Linked DNA regions of Homo sapiens: region 2 is linked to region 1. Evidence: chromatin contacts called from ENCODE Hi-C or POLR2A ChIA-PET data. All regions are on one chromosome and are shown on one strand. The core of a region is the stretch at or near the end of the contact, and the rest is flanking DNA. Distances in the headings are between cores, read along the strand shown.

The links. A loop is a pair of places that touch in the nucleus more often than their neighbours do. ChIA-PET counts read pairs that join two places held with the same protein, here RNA polymerase II (POLR2A). Pooled maps may share reads with other maps.
Region 2: a map of right cardiac atrium shows a loop between it and region 1 (2.4-fold over the local background). The contact joins two enhancer-like sites. A Hi-C loop is called at or near these places in 16 of 168 maps with a recorded cell type or tissue (HepG2, Right ventricle myocardium inferior, aorta and 8 more) and 10 of 50 pooled maps. POLR2A ChIA-PET finds 5 or more read pairs at or near these places in 2 of 52 experiments (OCI-LY7 and T-cell).

What each region holds. Positions count from the first base shown.
Region 1 is chr7:6,219,052-6,225,698 of GRCh38, forward strand. All of the region lies in intron 1 of CYTH3 (cytohesin 3), which reads right to left. Among named protein-coding and RNA genes, the nearest start is that of CYTH3, 50 kb to the right of the region's middle. RefSeq lists an enhancer at 4,223-4,843. Within about 2 kb of position 2,405, at least 4 of the 41 ENCODE cell types and tissues checked have a DNase peak (open chromatin) inside an H3K27ac peak, as active enhancers do.
Region 2 is chr7:6,157,810-6,164,604 of GRCh38, forward strand. USP42 (ubiquitin specific peptidase 42) reads left to right here. Exons shown (of 18, transcript NM_032172.3): 17 at 1,641-1,684; 18 at 2,746-3,755. The coding sequence ends at 1,648. It overlaps CYTH3 (cytohesin 3), which reads right to left. Exons shown (of 13, transcript NM_004227.4): 13 at 3,970-6,795. Among named protein-coding and RNA genes, the nearest start is that of USP42, 56 kb to the left of the region's middle. Within about 2 kb of position 2,567, at least 11 of the 41 ENCODE cell types and tissues checked have a DNase peak (open chromatin) inside an H3K27ac peak, as active enhancers do.

The DNA of each region.
Region 1 (6,647 bases), core at 1,155-3,654:
TGAGGAGCAGAGTACAGAAAGTCTGTATCATCTTAGAGAATACCTACATCTTCATAAGCACACCGTTGGTAGAAAAATGGACATTAAATGTACTGCTGGTAGGACTCAAAGAAATGAGCCACCTCTTTTTGGAAACTATTATATACTAGCAGAAAACATAGCTGAATTATCTCCTACAACTGTGTGAAAAGCAGAACGTGTAAGTGATGAACTTGGATATTTAATTGAGGCATTTTCCAAGCAGAGTGTTAAAGGTGCAACCTGGTTTCTTCTTGCGCTTATAGTAAAATGCAGAAGAGAGAAATTAAGAGAAACTATTATGCAAAAAGGAACCAGGGCTTAATTTGGGAAATTCTGAGCCTGCATGGATTGCAAAAGACAATAAAATTAGGAGATTCACTGGCAGGAAAAAGTGCTCTAAGGAAAGACAAGGGTGTGGCTGGCCAATGTTTTGCTAGTATGCTGGAAGAATTAAAAGGTGAGAGTATCCATTCACACAGAAAGCTCTTTGAAGAGATTTAAGCCTGTCACTCATGAATCCCCTCAACCCTCTCAGCAAAAGCCAGGAATAGAAACAGAACCGCACAGGTAAGATCTATGGAGGGCCCTCTTGTCCCCTGTGAAATCCCTGTGAAATACAGAGGAGACCCACAAGGTTTTTGAGGATGTTCAAAAAGTAGAAACTCCACTAGCTTGGAATGAAAAAGACTCATTCCTATCAAATTTCCAGTAAGTTTTTTTTTAAGAGATAGCAAAGACCATTCTCAAATTTATAATGGCAAGTCAAAGGAATCAGAATAGCTGGAACAATTTTGAAAAAAAGACAAATTGGAGGAATTATTCTCCTCAATTTCAAGGCTTACATAACTATATTATTCAAGACTGTGGTGTTGGCAGAGGGATAGACACACAGATGAATGGAACAGAAGAGAGAACTCAGAAGAGCCCACACTCAGAGCCAAGTGACTGGGACTACAGGCATGCACCACCACACCCAGCTAATTTTTGTATTTTTTTTTTGGTAGAGACGGGGTTTCACCATGTTTGAGACCACAGTCTGGTCTCAAACTCCTGACCTCAAGTGATCTGCCCGCCTCGGCCTCCCAAAGTGCTGGGATTACAGGGGTGAGCCACCGCGCCTGGCCTAGCCAAGTGATTTTTGACAAAGGTGTAAAAGCGGTCCAATGCAGAACAGATATTCTTTTCAATAAATATTGCTGCAGCAATTGGCTATTCATAGGCAAAAGAATGAAACTTGACCTAAACCTCATATTTTATACAAAATTAACTCAAAGTAGACCATAAGTTTAAATGTAAAACTATAAAACTTTAAAAGAAAACATGAGAAAAATCTTTGAGAGCGAAGGCTTAGTAATGACTGAGAATCCACAAACGTGACTGAGAATCCATAAAAGAAAAAAATAATAAATTGGACATCAAAATTAAAAACTTTTGCTCTGCAAAGCATTAAAAGGATGAAGAGAAGCTACAGACTGGGAGAAAGTCTCGAAACATCCTGTCTCAAAAAAAAAAAAAAAAAAAAACCAAAGGCTGGCAAAGATGTGGACAATCTGGATCTTTCATACATTGCTGGTGGGAACATAAAATGTTATAGCCCTCCGGAAAACAATTTGGCATTTTCTTATAAAACTAAACATACACAGCCGGGCGCGGTGGCTCACACCTGTAATCCCAGCACTTTGGGAGGCCGAGGCAGGTGGAATGCCTGAGCTCAGGAGTTCGAGACCAGCCTGGGCAACACGGTGAAACCCCATCTCTACTAAAATACAAAAAATTAGCCAGGCGTGGTGGCGGGCACCTGTAGTCCCAGCCAATTGGGAGGCAGTGGCAGGAGAATTGCTTGAACACGGGAGGCAAAGGTTGAAGTAAGTCGAGATCGCGCCACTGCACTCCAGCCTAGGCGACAGAGTGAGACCCCTTCTCCAAAAAAAAAACTAAACATACACTTACCATGTGATCCAGCAATATCACCTGAGAAATTTATTTATTCCAGAGAAATTAAAATGTATGCCCACACAAAAACCTGAACATGAATGTTCACAGCAACTTTACTCGTAATATCCTAAGACTGGAAACAACCAAAGTTCTACAATAGGTGGATGGAGAAATAAACTGTGATATATATCCATACCATGGAATATTATCTAGCAATAAAAGTGAATGAACTATTGATACACACAACAGCCTGGTTGGATTGTAAGGGCATTAAGCTGAATTTTTAAAAACCCAGAAACAACCCCAGTCTGAAAAGGTTACATATTATATAATTTGATGTATGTGACATTTCAAAATGATAACATCTCAGAGGTGGAAAATGGATTAGTCATTGTTTGGGGTTTAGGGTGGTTGAGGAGAAGACAACTGGGGTAGTAGGAGGGAGCCTGATAACTTTGTGGTGATGGAACAGTTCTGTATCTTGATTGCAGCGGTGGCTACATCAATCTACGCATGGGTGATGACACAAAACTATACAAACACCTCATACCAATGTCAGCTTCCTGATTTTGATACTGTATTGCAGTTACATAAGATGTAACCAGTGTGAGGAAATGAGTGAAGGGCAAGTGGAACCTTTATGTACTGTTATCTTTGCAACTTTCTGTGAATCTACAAATTAGTTCAAAATGAAGTTAAAAAAAAATTAGGCCAGGCATGGTGGCTCACGCCTGTAACCTCAATACTCAGGGAGAGTGAGGTGGGAGGACAGCTCTACAAAAAATAAAAAGGAAATTAGCCAGACATAGTGAGGCGTGTCTGTGGTCCCAGCTACTGGGAAGGCTGAAGTGGGAGGATCATTTGAAGCCTAGAATCCGAGGCTGCAGTGAGCTATGATGGTGCCACTGCACTCCAGCATGGGTAACAGAGCAAGACGCTGTCAAAAAAACAAAAACAAAAAAAACTAAAAAACAGTCTTTATATTGCATAAGGTAAGGAAAAACCAGATGTTTCCTATACCCTCGTGACCAGACAGAAGGACTTACACATCTGACCTCCAGTCATACAGGTCCTGGCAGCCATTCCAGGGAAAAGCAGCAGGACAGAGCAGAGTATGTGGCAAAGAGCTTTGGTCCCTCCTGCCAGGGTGCCCTTCACAGCCTCTGAGTGAGATGTGATCAAGGTGCTAATGAAAAAGCAGCCAGACTTCCAAAGGCAGAGATGTCAAGGGACATCACGGAAGGAAGATTAGGGCTTAGTCATTTTAAAATGTGATACCAAATGAGCACCTGTCGATAATGCCTAACTCTGTCTCTGTTCTCAAGGCAAGTGCCTCGTGTTCCCCCCCATATCCCTGTCACAGTGATGACACCTGCTGAAGAGAGGAGTCATTAACATTTTAACATACAGAGAAGAATCCCAGGCAAATGTTACTCTCAACTGCTGAGTCTTAAAACTGAATCAATTTTGGCTGGGTGCCTGTAATCCCAGCACTCGGGGAGGCCAAGATGGGTGGATCACAAGTTCAGGAGATGGAGACCATCCTGGTTAATACAGTGAAACCCCGTCTCTACTAAAAATATAAAAACATTAGCCGGGCGTGGTGGCGGGCACCTGTAGTCCCAGCTACTCGGGAGGCTGAGGTGGGAGAATGGCATGAACCAGGGAGGCAGAGGTTGCGGTGAGCTGAGATCGCGCCACTGCACTCCAGCCTGGGCAACAGAGTGAGACTCCGTTTCAAAAAAAAAAAAACAAAACCCAAAAAAGCAAAAAAAAAACTGAACCAATTTTATATAACCATTATACATTATTATAAAGTGTTCCACATTTTCAGGTGACGGTTAACTCTTATTTGACAAAACAGCTAATATGACAAAAGAACATTTTAAAAGGCAGTTTCAAACAACACTCCAGTTGGCCTGCTCATAATAGTCAATCAATCAATAATTAATAAATGTAAAGTGAACTAAACACTTGCTGGCAGCCTTTACTGACAGGTAATTTTTTCCTTCATTATTTGAAGCAAATAAAAATGAATAAGGATGCTTCACTTCTCCTCTTAAATGCAGATGCGGTCTGGCATGTGAGAAGCGCCTCTGCCTGGCTGCCCTTCGTCTGGGAGGCGAGGAGCGCCTCTGCCCGGCCGCCCCGTCTGGGAGGTGGGGGGCGCCTCTGCCCGGCCGCCCCATCTGGGAGGTGAGGAGCGCCTCGGCCCGGCCGCCCCATCTGGGAACTGAGGAGCGCCTGTGCCAGGCCGCCCCGTCTGGGAAGTGAGGAGCGCCTCTGCCAGGCCGCCCCGTCTGGGAAGTGTACCCAACAGCTCTGAAGAGACAGTGACCATCAAGAACGGGCCATGATGACGATGGCGGTTTTGTCGAAAAGAAAAGGGGGAAATGTGGGGAAAAGAAAGAGAGATCAGATTGTTACTGTGTCTGTGTAGAAAGAAGTTGACATAGGAGACATCATTTTGTTCTGTACTAAGAAAAATTATTCTGCCTTGGGATGCTGTTAATCTATAACCTTACCCCCAACCCCGTGCTCTCTGAAACATGTGCTGTGTCAACTCAGGGTTAAATGGATTAAGAGCAGTGCAAGATGTGCTTTGTTACACAGATGCTAGAAGGCAGCATGCTCGTTAAGAGTCATCACCACTCCCTAATCTCAAGTACCCAGGGACACAAACACTGCTGAAGGCCGAAGGGACCTCTGCCTAGGAAAACTAGAGACTTTTGTTCACGTGTTTATCTGCTGACCTTCTCTCCACTATTATCCTATGACCCTGCCACATCCCCCTCTCTGAGAAACACCCAAGAATGATCAATAAATACTAAAAAAAAAAAAAAAAAAAAAAAAAAAAAATGGAGATGCAGTATTTATGCCCAGATTAATTCTCCAGAATTGCAAGACAGATCATGTACACAACTACAGCAGTCAAATCATACAACCCTATGAATGATGCTAATACTGTCTTTTCTGCTTCCACATATATAATCCTTACTGATTCACAACTGTTATCCTATTCACATATTTTTCCATTGCACAAAAAGCAAAAACACGTCTTCACACAGAAAAAAAGCAAATGAGAAGGTGGACTCAAACTCTTGGACTCAAGCGATCCCCCTGCCTCAGCCTCCTGAGTAGCTGGGACTACAGGTATCCACCACCATGCCTGGTTAATTCTGCTTCTTAAACAAAGACAAAGATGACCTGAATGCTATTAAGAGCCTTGAGTCAGTAGGTATACATGGAATATGTACACAGTCCCTGAAGCGCTATTAACAAAGTGTGACACTGCTGCAAAAATAGGTAAAAAAAAAAAAAAAAAAAGATTGATGGAACCGACTATAGAGCCTAAAAACAAAACCATATATTATTAAAAGTATTTAAAACAAGTCTCTTCAACAAATGGTGCTGGGACAACTGGACATCCGCATGCAAAAGAATGAGGGTCTAGACCCCTACCTTATGCCATATACAAAAATTAACTCAAAATGAGTGAATGACCTAGCATAAGAGCTAAAACTAGGATGGCTATACTTTAAAAAACATACTAACAAGTGTTGGCAAGGATGTAAGGAAATTTAACCATCATACATTGCTGGCGTGAATGGAAAATGGTTCCATTTTTGTCGCTGTGGAATACAATTTAGTGGCTCCCCAGAAAATTAAACATAGAACCACTAGTAATTCTACTTCTACGTATATACCCAAAGAGCTGAAAACAGGTATCCAAACAAGTATGTGTACACGAATGTTCATAGCAGCATGATTTACAATAGCCAGAAGGTGGAAACAAACCAAATGTCCATCAATGGATGAATGGATAACACTTGTAGTATTTCCTGACACTGGGATATTCAGATAAGAATAAACTATGGATATGTTATAACATACATGAAACCTGAAAACGTTATGTGAAGTAAAGGAAGTCAGATGCAAAAGACCACATACTGCTTGATTCTATTTATGTTAAATATCAGAAAGGGCAAATCTATAGAGACAGAAACCACATTAGCCAGTGGCTGGCGCTGGGGTAAGGACTGACTGCAAACAGGAGTGAGGGATCTGTTAGGGGTGAAGAAATGTTCTAAAATTAGATCAGGTGATGGCTGTAATTCCAAAACAAATTATAAACAAATTATTAATCTATCATTATTGAATGTCTATTATTAATAAAGCCTGAAATTAAGACAGTACAATATTATATATATCATATTGTCCAAAGACATGTAAATATTTACTATCACATATCCAATGAATTGTGCATAGAAATTGTTCTGGATACAAAGGTCAAGGTATGGGATAAACTGTTAAGATAGAGCCTACATTAAGATGAAGGAAAAAAAATTTTTTTTTTTTTTTTGAGACAGAGTTTCACTCTTGTTGCCCAGGCTGGAGTGCAATGGCACGATCTCGGCTCACCACAACCTCTACCTCCCGGGTTCAAGCGATTCACCTGCCTCAGCCTCCCAAGTAGTTGGGATTACAGGCATGAACCACCATGCTAGGCTAATTTTTTGTGTTTTTTAGTAGAGTCAGGGTTTCTCCATGTTGGTCAGGCTGGTCTCGAACACCCGACCTCAGGTGATCCACCCACCTTGGCCTCTCAAAGTGCTGGGATTACAGGTATGAGCCACCGAGCATGGCCTGAAAATATATATTTTTTTGAAGAATTTTTTTTTTTTTTTGGA
Region 2 (6,795 bases), core at 1,317-3,816, 61 kb before region 1:
CGCTGGCTGCCCCTGCCAGGTGTCCTGGATTCTCTTCTGCCCTGTGGGGCTGTGTCTCCGTCCTGTGGCCACACGCTGTGCTCTTACTGCACTTGAGGCAGCCCCCCACTTCCTCTCCCGTTGGTGTCCGGTGACCGCTCACCCTCGAGAGGAGCTGTGAGCCTGTTAGAAGCGGATGTCACTCGAGTCAGTGGACCTAGAGCGGAGGCTGGCAAACTGCAGCCCTGGGGCCAACTTCGGCCAGTCACCAGACTTTGTATGAACTTGGAGTTAAGAATGGTTTTAACCTTTTTAAGTGGTTGGAAATAATCCCAAAGAACAATGCGTTTCACATGAAAATGATGTGAAATTCAGACCTCAGTGTCTGTGGCTTGATTGGGGCGCAGCCAGGTGCGTTCCCACGCTGTCTGGCGGCTTCGCTGTCACTGCCTGGCAGAGGTGAGTGGCTGCGGCAGGGCAGGGACCGTGTGGCTCGCAAAGCGGAAAATGTTTATTATTGCCCCTTGACAGAAAGGGTTTGTCACCCCTGCCTGGACGCCCATTGTTTGTGTTCACGTGTGAAGCGCATCCCCTCCTCCCAGGGGCTTTTGACGAATCTTCAGGGCTGCCCTGAGGCCTTTTGCTTCTCGGCTGAGTTGTGGGTTAGGTGGAGCTGTGTGTTCTGGGGAAGGCCTGTCCCTCCCAGCAGCCCAGAGCCAGCATGCATTGTTGATTGAGGGGTAAACGGTCCTTAGAGTGTGTGAGAGAGAGCTGGGGGTTGCGGGGTGAGCCCCATGGGGGACATTTGCCCATGGAGTGCTGGGGAAACAGCCGGAGATGAGGACAGGCACCAGCACTGCCGGTGAGGACGGGTTGCCTGCGGGCCTTGTAGACGTTCTGGACATTTCAGAATTGGTTTTGCGTTCCCATTTCAGCGAATCGGGGAAGGAGATTCGTGAGGGCTGCTTGGTACCCGAGGATCCGAGGATGCAGTGGATGGGCTCATTCTGAGTGTGGTGCAGGCTCCCAGGATCATGGGCTTCCAGCTGGGGCTACTGGGAGACAGTGATGGCCCCCGAGGCAGCTGGTCCAGCGGGAGGGAGGTTGAACGTGATCTTGTTTGCCTCGTGTCTCGGGTGCTGTGGTCAGGCGTTGTCTGTGTGGTGGCCCTGTGTTTCCGTCCCCGTCCCACTGCACCGATGACAGGGTTTGCAGCTGGCGCTTCTGCTGCGAGCAGACTGAGGAGCCTTTCTTGTCCTTCTGAGAAGGCCGCTGCCCGGCCCCGCCTCACCCAGCGTCCTGTGGTCCTGCGGGTCCCCCTCTACCCTGGACTTCGGCCCCTTGTCTTTCTCTTTCAAACTCCTCCTCTGGCTCTGTTCCGCCCAGTTCAGTTCTTGGGCCTGATATCTGTTCTAACATCAGGCTGCGTGTGGGTTGGATGGAGCCCTCAGTCATCACGTAAACCCTTTGACATCAGTAAAACCCTGGGAGCAGCCGCTGAGCGCTGGGACATCCCTGCTCACCTCACTGGGGAGTGGCCTCAGGCGCTCACAGGGAACCGCAGTGACTCTGACCATAGCCACTTAACGCACACACACAGCAGAGGCCCTGGCGATTTTGCAACCATCATTAAAATCTCTTTCCTGACCTTTGCTTTCTAGGTGATTGAAAACTCAGCCTCAAAACAAAAAATTCACTAGTTATGGTAAGCTGTTTTCCTGTCTGTTTCCTCATTGTTTGTGGTGGCGCTGAGGGGACGCAGGCAGAGGAGTTTTAATTCTGCGGCTCTGCCTGGGGGCTGGGCTCATAGGAGTTGGCAGAGCCATGGAGAGGCCCCGGCAGGTTCCCAGCCAGCCCAGACCCAGGCCACGCGCTTGGGGACAGACCTAGACCCTCCACCTCATCACGTTTGCATTACTGGCTGGGGAAGACCCGCATCCTTCACGCAGGCAGAGTCGCCCTGTTCCCTTGTGCCTCACTTGGGAAAAGCCAACCCGGCTCACAGCGGCAGAGCCCACGGGCCTTTGATAAACATCTGGGAAGGGAGAGGCCCGGTCCCCAGCACAGGCACCTCACTCAGGAGAGCGGAGCCTTGCTCCCTCGTCCGTCCCGTCCCCTGTGCTGCTGTCTGCGCCCCGAGGTGGCACTGAGCTGGAGCCAGCACCCCCCCAGCAGCCACCGTACAAAACCATAGGAAGGTGGCCCAGGGCCGGGCGGCAGATCAGGACCTCGGAGCTGTGGGGCTTTGTTGGATCACTTCACACAGCGGTCCTGGGAGAGTCACTGGTTTTATACCTGACCCTTGTGGAGCTAGAGGGGACAGTGAACCATTTTTCCCTTGAAAGGAAACTTTGTCCAAATGTGTCTGTCACATGTAGTCAGCAAGAGGAATTTAAAATGAATTGCCAAGTGAAGAGTCTGTGGATTAATTGGCCGTTAATTAACAGGCTTTATCAATGTGTCCTCAAGGGAGAGGCCCAACCCTAATTAAGGAGCTAAACTTCCTGAGTGAGGGGCTGTGAGGATGGAGGTGGAGGAGGCATCTGGGGCGGGTGGTGGCCGGGCCCAGCAGATGGCGCCTCCCTGGCTGAGCTGCCCGCACCGCCAGTTCCCTCATTTCCACTCAGGAAGGCAGAGAAGGCAGAGTGATCTCCTCAAGGAAGAGCTTCCCCAGCCTTCGGGAGCAGCTGGCAGGGCGTCCGGGAATAAGCCCTACACGCCGCCGCCTGCCTCCAACTCACTAACCCTGCGCCTCTTGTCTTTCAGATTCAACGCGTTCAACAGAAGCCATCCCCAGCCCAGCTTAAATTATAAAGATAGACAATAACTCTGTTCCAATCTGCGTGGTGCTTCTTTAGTAAATACTGTACAGATTTTACCATGGAGAACTTTTTTTTTAGTTTTTACCTTTTCTTAATTACCCTTATTCCGAATGGACGAACACTTTCTACCACTGCTGACCATTGTAAAATACCGTGTATATAAATCCCATTGAAATAATGCCCTGGAATAGAACATCTCAAATGCTGCTTAATTACAGACTCAGGTCGATTACTTGTATTTCATGTAATGTTCCTCCAAGTTAGACATCTGGTGCAAGACCAACCGGGAGACCATGGAATTGTCAAAAGTACAAACTGACAGTGTGTATATTTAATTTAAAGACTTATTTAAAAACTCACAAGCTCTCACCTAGACTTTGGAGAGCAGTCTGTTTTCTGTAATGTCTGATACTAGAAACTAATTTGCTTATTTTAGTTGTATTCAAGATTTGAAGATGTATTTTATAGACAAGTTCTGTTTTTGAACTTTGTGGAACTGTTCCAATCAATCAATTTCCCAGTTATGATGAGTATTTACATTATGAATGTATAACCCAGACATGATTTGTAAAGCCGACAGTATGTTTCTATTACACAACACTTTTTGATACAGCGTCTCTTGTCTTCACTGATACTGGAGTCTCCGTTGTCTGCTTGGTCCCTTCGAGTTTCTAGTTACAGACACAATCATACTGTGATTTTATTTTTAATATGGATATGCTATCAAACTGTGATACACTTATAATTCACTGGTCCTGCATCAGGAGATGGAGTGGGGAAAACTGTATTTAATACAGTTTGTATCTGAATAATCTGTATGGTTTATACAGTTTGTGTTGTTCAGAGATGTTTAAAGTTTGATCTTTGTTTTTCTAAAGATTAAAAAAGCACTTGCCCCACTGTAAATATACAGCATGTAAAATTTCTATAGTATATAAATGGCAGCAAATCACACACTTGGCGTCTTTTTACTGTTGTTTTCCCCATTTGCTTCCAGACTCCTTCCTGTCATCATCTGAATTCACTTTCTTAAAACCTTCAAGTAAGTGCTCCTGCCGAAGTCGGCACCTTCGGCCAGGCCATCCCACCTCGGACGGGCAAAGGAAAATTGGAGGGGTGTTTGCTGGACCCAACAATATCTGTTTTAAAGAACCAAGTCTTAGGCTTGTTTTAACAATACATGTGATTTTTATTTAGTGAACACAGTATCTGCAAGAGCTCTGACAGCCATCCACCCTCCAATCTTACTTCACTTTACAACCAAGTATCAATAGAGGCTGTTCCTTCATGCGAGCTGTGGGAGTATATACATCATTGAATAACAGACACTCCAGAAATCAACAGATGTACATTATTTACATATTACTATATTTACCGCAAATAGAAATATTTTCTAAGAAAAAAAGTCAATTTGTGGTTTCTGGTCTACCACAGACCTAACTTCTCAGCAAAGCATATCTATGTAGATATCTGCGTTTGTAACTTTAAAAATAGGCATTGCTTTCTATGAAGCACTAAGTGCTGCTCCATCTATAAATAGCTCCTATTTTCAGTTTGGTACCACATTAAACTGCCCCAAAATGTTCTGTGACCCCAAAGACACAAAGTTGCTGCTTATCTGGGTCCAGGGTCAGTACAATTAAACTCAAATATGAACCAGGGCGGCCAGCAAGACAGGCTGGAAGGGCTGTGGCAGTCGCCGCCGCCTCCCCGCGGGGCTCCCCTCACTGCCTCCTGGCCTCTGTCTCTGGAAAAAAGTATCTTTGGCCAGAGTTGGGACTAACAATTCAAGCCCTGCGCTCAGACGTCAGGGTGGGGAGGAGGAGGACTGTGATTGTGACGCGGCCTGCCCAGGGTGAGGGACAAAAAACAGATGTGTCCTGTTTCAGGGCCGTCCTGGTAGCGGCTGGCCCTGCGCAGTCACTGACCCAGAGTTTTCTGGACCAGGCCTGCCTCAAGGATCAGCAGGCATGATGGTCGCACAGCCTTCATGCTAATACTGTCCTAACACAGCCTGGAGCTAGGCGATTTCCTTTGACCACAAAGTACCTGGAGTCTAACTCAGCACCACAGCCTCTGCATGGCTCCCAGGTGCCCACCACCTGGCGAAGCTCATTCACAGATGACAGCAAAGGGGGAGCTTGATCATCTGGCGACTCCTTCCTGCTGCTTCTCCCAACACCCAAAACAGAAAGCTCTGCATCCCCAGGTCACACCTGGGTTGGTCAGAAGAAGGAAACAGCTTGTCCGAGCACAACATGCTGACAGAGCTGGCTGTGGCCAGTCTTGGGTGCCGGGCCAGCCTGAGGGGTGGGCACCGCCGGAGCCGGCCGTCAGTGTGTGGTCTGGGTGGGGGTCCAGGCAGCATTTATTTTCATGGAAGACTGGAGGCCAGAGTTGCATATCTACCAGTCAGGCATTTCAAGAACGCTGACTTGCCTTTCTCAGAACTAAAACTTCCGATTTGAGGTATCAGTAACAAAGCCTAAGAACGTGGGAATGAAAGTCTGATGCAGGACAGGGGTTTCTGGCCTCGGACCCCTCTGCAGTCTAGTGTGACTTAAAGCTACATCAAGGTCAGCCGCAGGGAGGCGAAGGGCCCGCAGCCGCTCGGCCTCCACTTCAAGGCAACTCAAAGAACAGTCTCCGCTGCTGAGAAGGAAACCTAGGTGCACAAAGTCTGAGGTTTTGTCTCTGGACTGGGCATTTTGCACAGGAGTACAGATGCCCTCCAGAGGGTGCAGATTCAAGGTGTGTGTGCCTATGCAGGTGGGGCAGGAAGAGGAAGTCCATAGAGGAAAAGCCAGCCACCAACCCAACAGCCCACTGTGTAACAGGGTCCTGGGGACGCAAATCTCCCGACAGAGAACAGCGTCTGCCACCGGCCCGGGTCGGCCCAAGCACACAATGCCCCCGGTCCAGCCCTGAGCCCTCTCTGTAGGTGGGGCCCAGATCCAGCCTTCCTTGAGCGGAGCACTGGGCACCTCCTATCCTTACATCCACAGCAACCTGACAACCTCCCAGGCGGGCGTGGAGTTTGACCAGTTCCACCACCGGCGTCTATCTGGGTTCTCTACGTGCCGGGCCTCTGCACCCCAGGGCCTGTTCTTCCCTCCTCGTAGGGAGGGCACCTCTCTCAGGACACGGCGCACTACATGGGGTGAGACTGTTTTTAGTTAATTCTGTGTCTATTCATTAAGAAATCTGGTCAAATTAGAAAGTCTGTAAAATAAGCGTTCATTTTGCCACAGGTTTTAAATAGCGATGAATATGGTCAAAAGCCGGTCTAACCTGCTGACCTGTATGAAACGCTGCCATGTGTGTGCATCTAAACAAAACATCAGCAGTTTCACGTGGCTCAGCGTATGGACCATCTGTGTCCAGGGAAAAGGCTGTTTCCTAGGAGTTAGCAGTTACAGCCTAAACACCCCCAAACCATTAACTGTTATAATTTTAATGATTTGCTTAAAGTATTTGTGGGGCCAAAAAGCCTGGTTGAAGGGAGGCCTCATGGGAGTCACCCTGGAGCCCCCAAGTGCCATGGCCGTCCCTCCCCCAGCCCGTCCCGAGCCCACCTGCTGCCCCCCGGGGCTTGTCTGACAGCCTGACAGGGCAGGGCTGCACGCTGCCCCCGTGCCGGTGCCCCCAGCCCTCCCCTTGGGTGCTGTGTAGATGGATATTTTTTCAGTGCACAGTATATACTTGTGTCCAGGAGTTAACTTTATAGCTGCCATTCTAAAAATACTACTGTTAGAAAGTATCTTTTGTTATAATTTCAGAATATAAAAAGGCATATAAAAGCTATAATCCTATATATCTGAGAAAAATTCTGAATAAAAAACTGGTAGCTTTTCCTTTCCTGTTTTGCTATAAAACAGTGGCTTTCTAGAACGGTTAATACTGCCCCGAGTGAATGCGTTTGGCATGGTACGAATGAGGCTCCCGTCTGTGGAATCCGTCCCGTGTCTGCTGTGGAGACAGCGGAAGCTGCTGT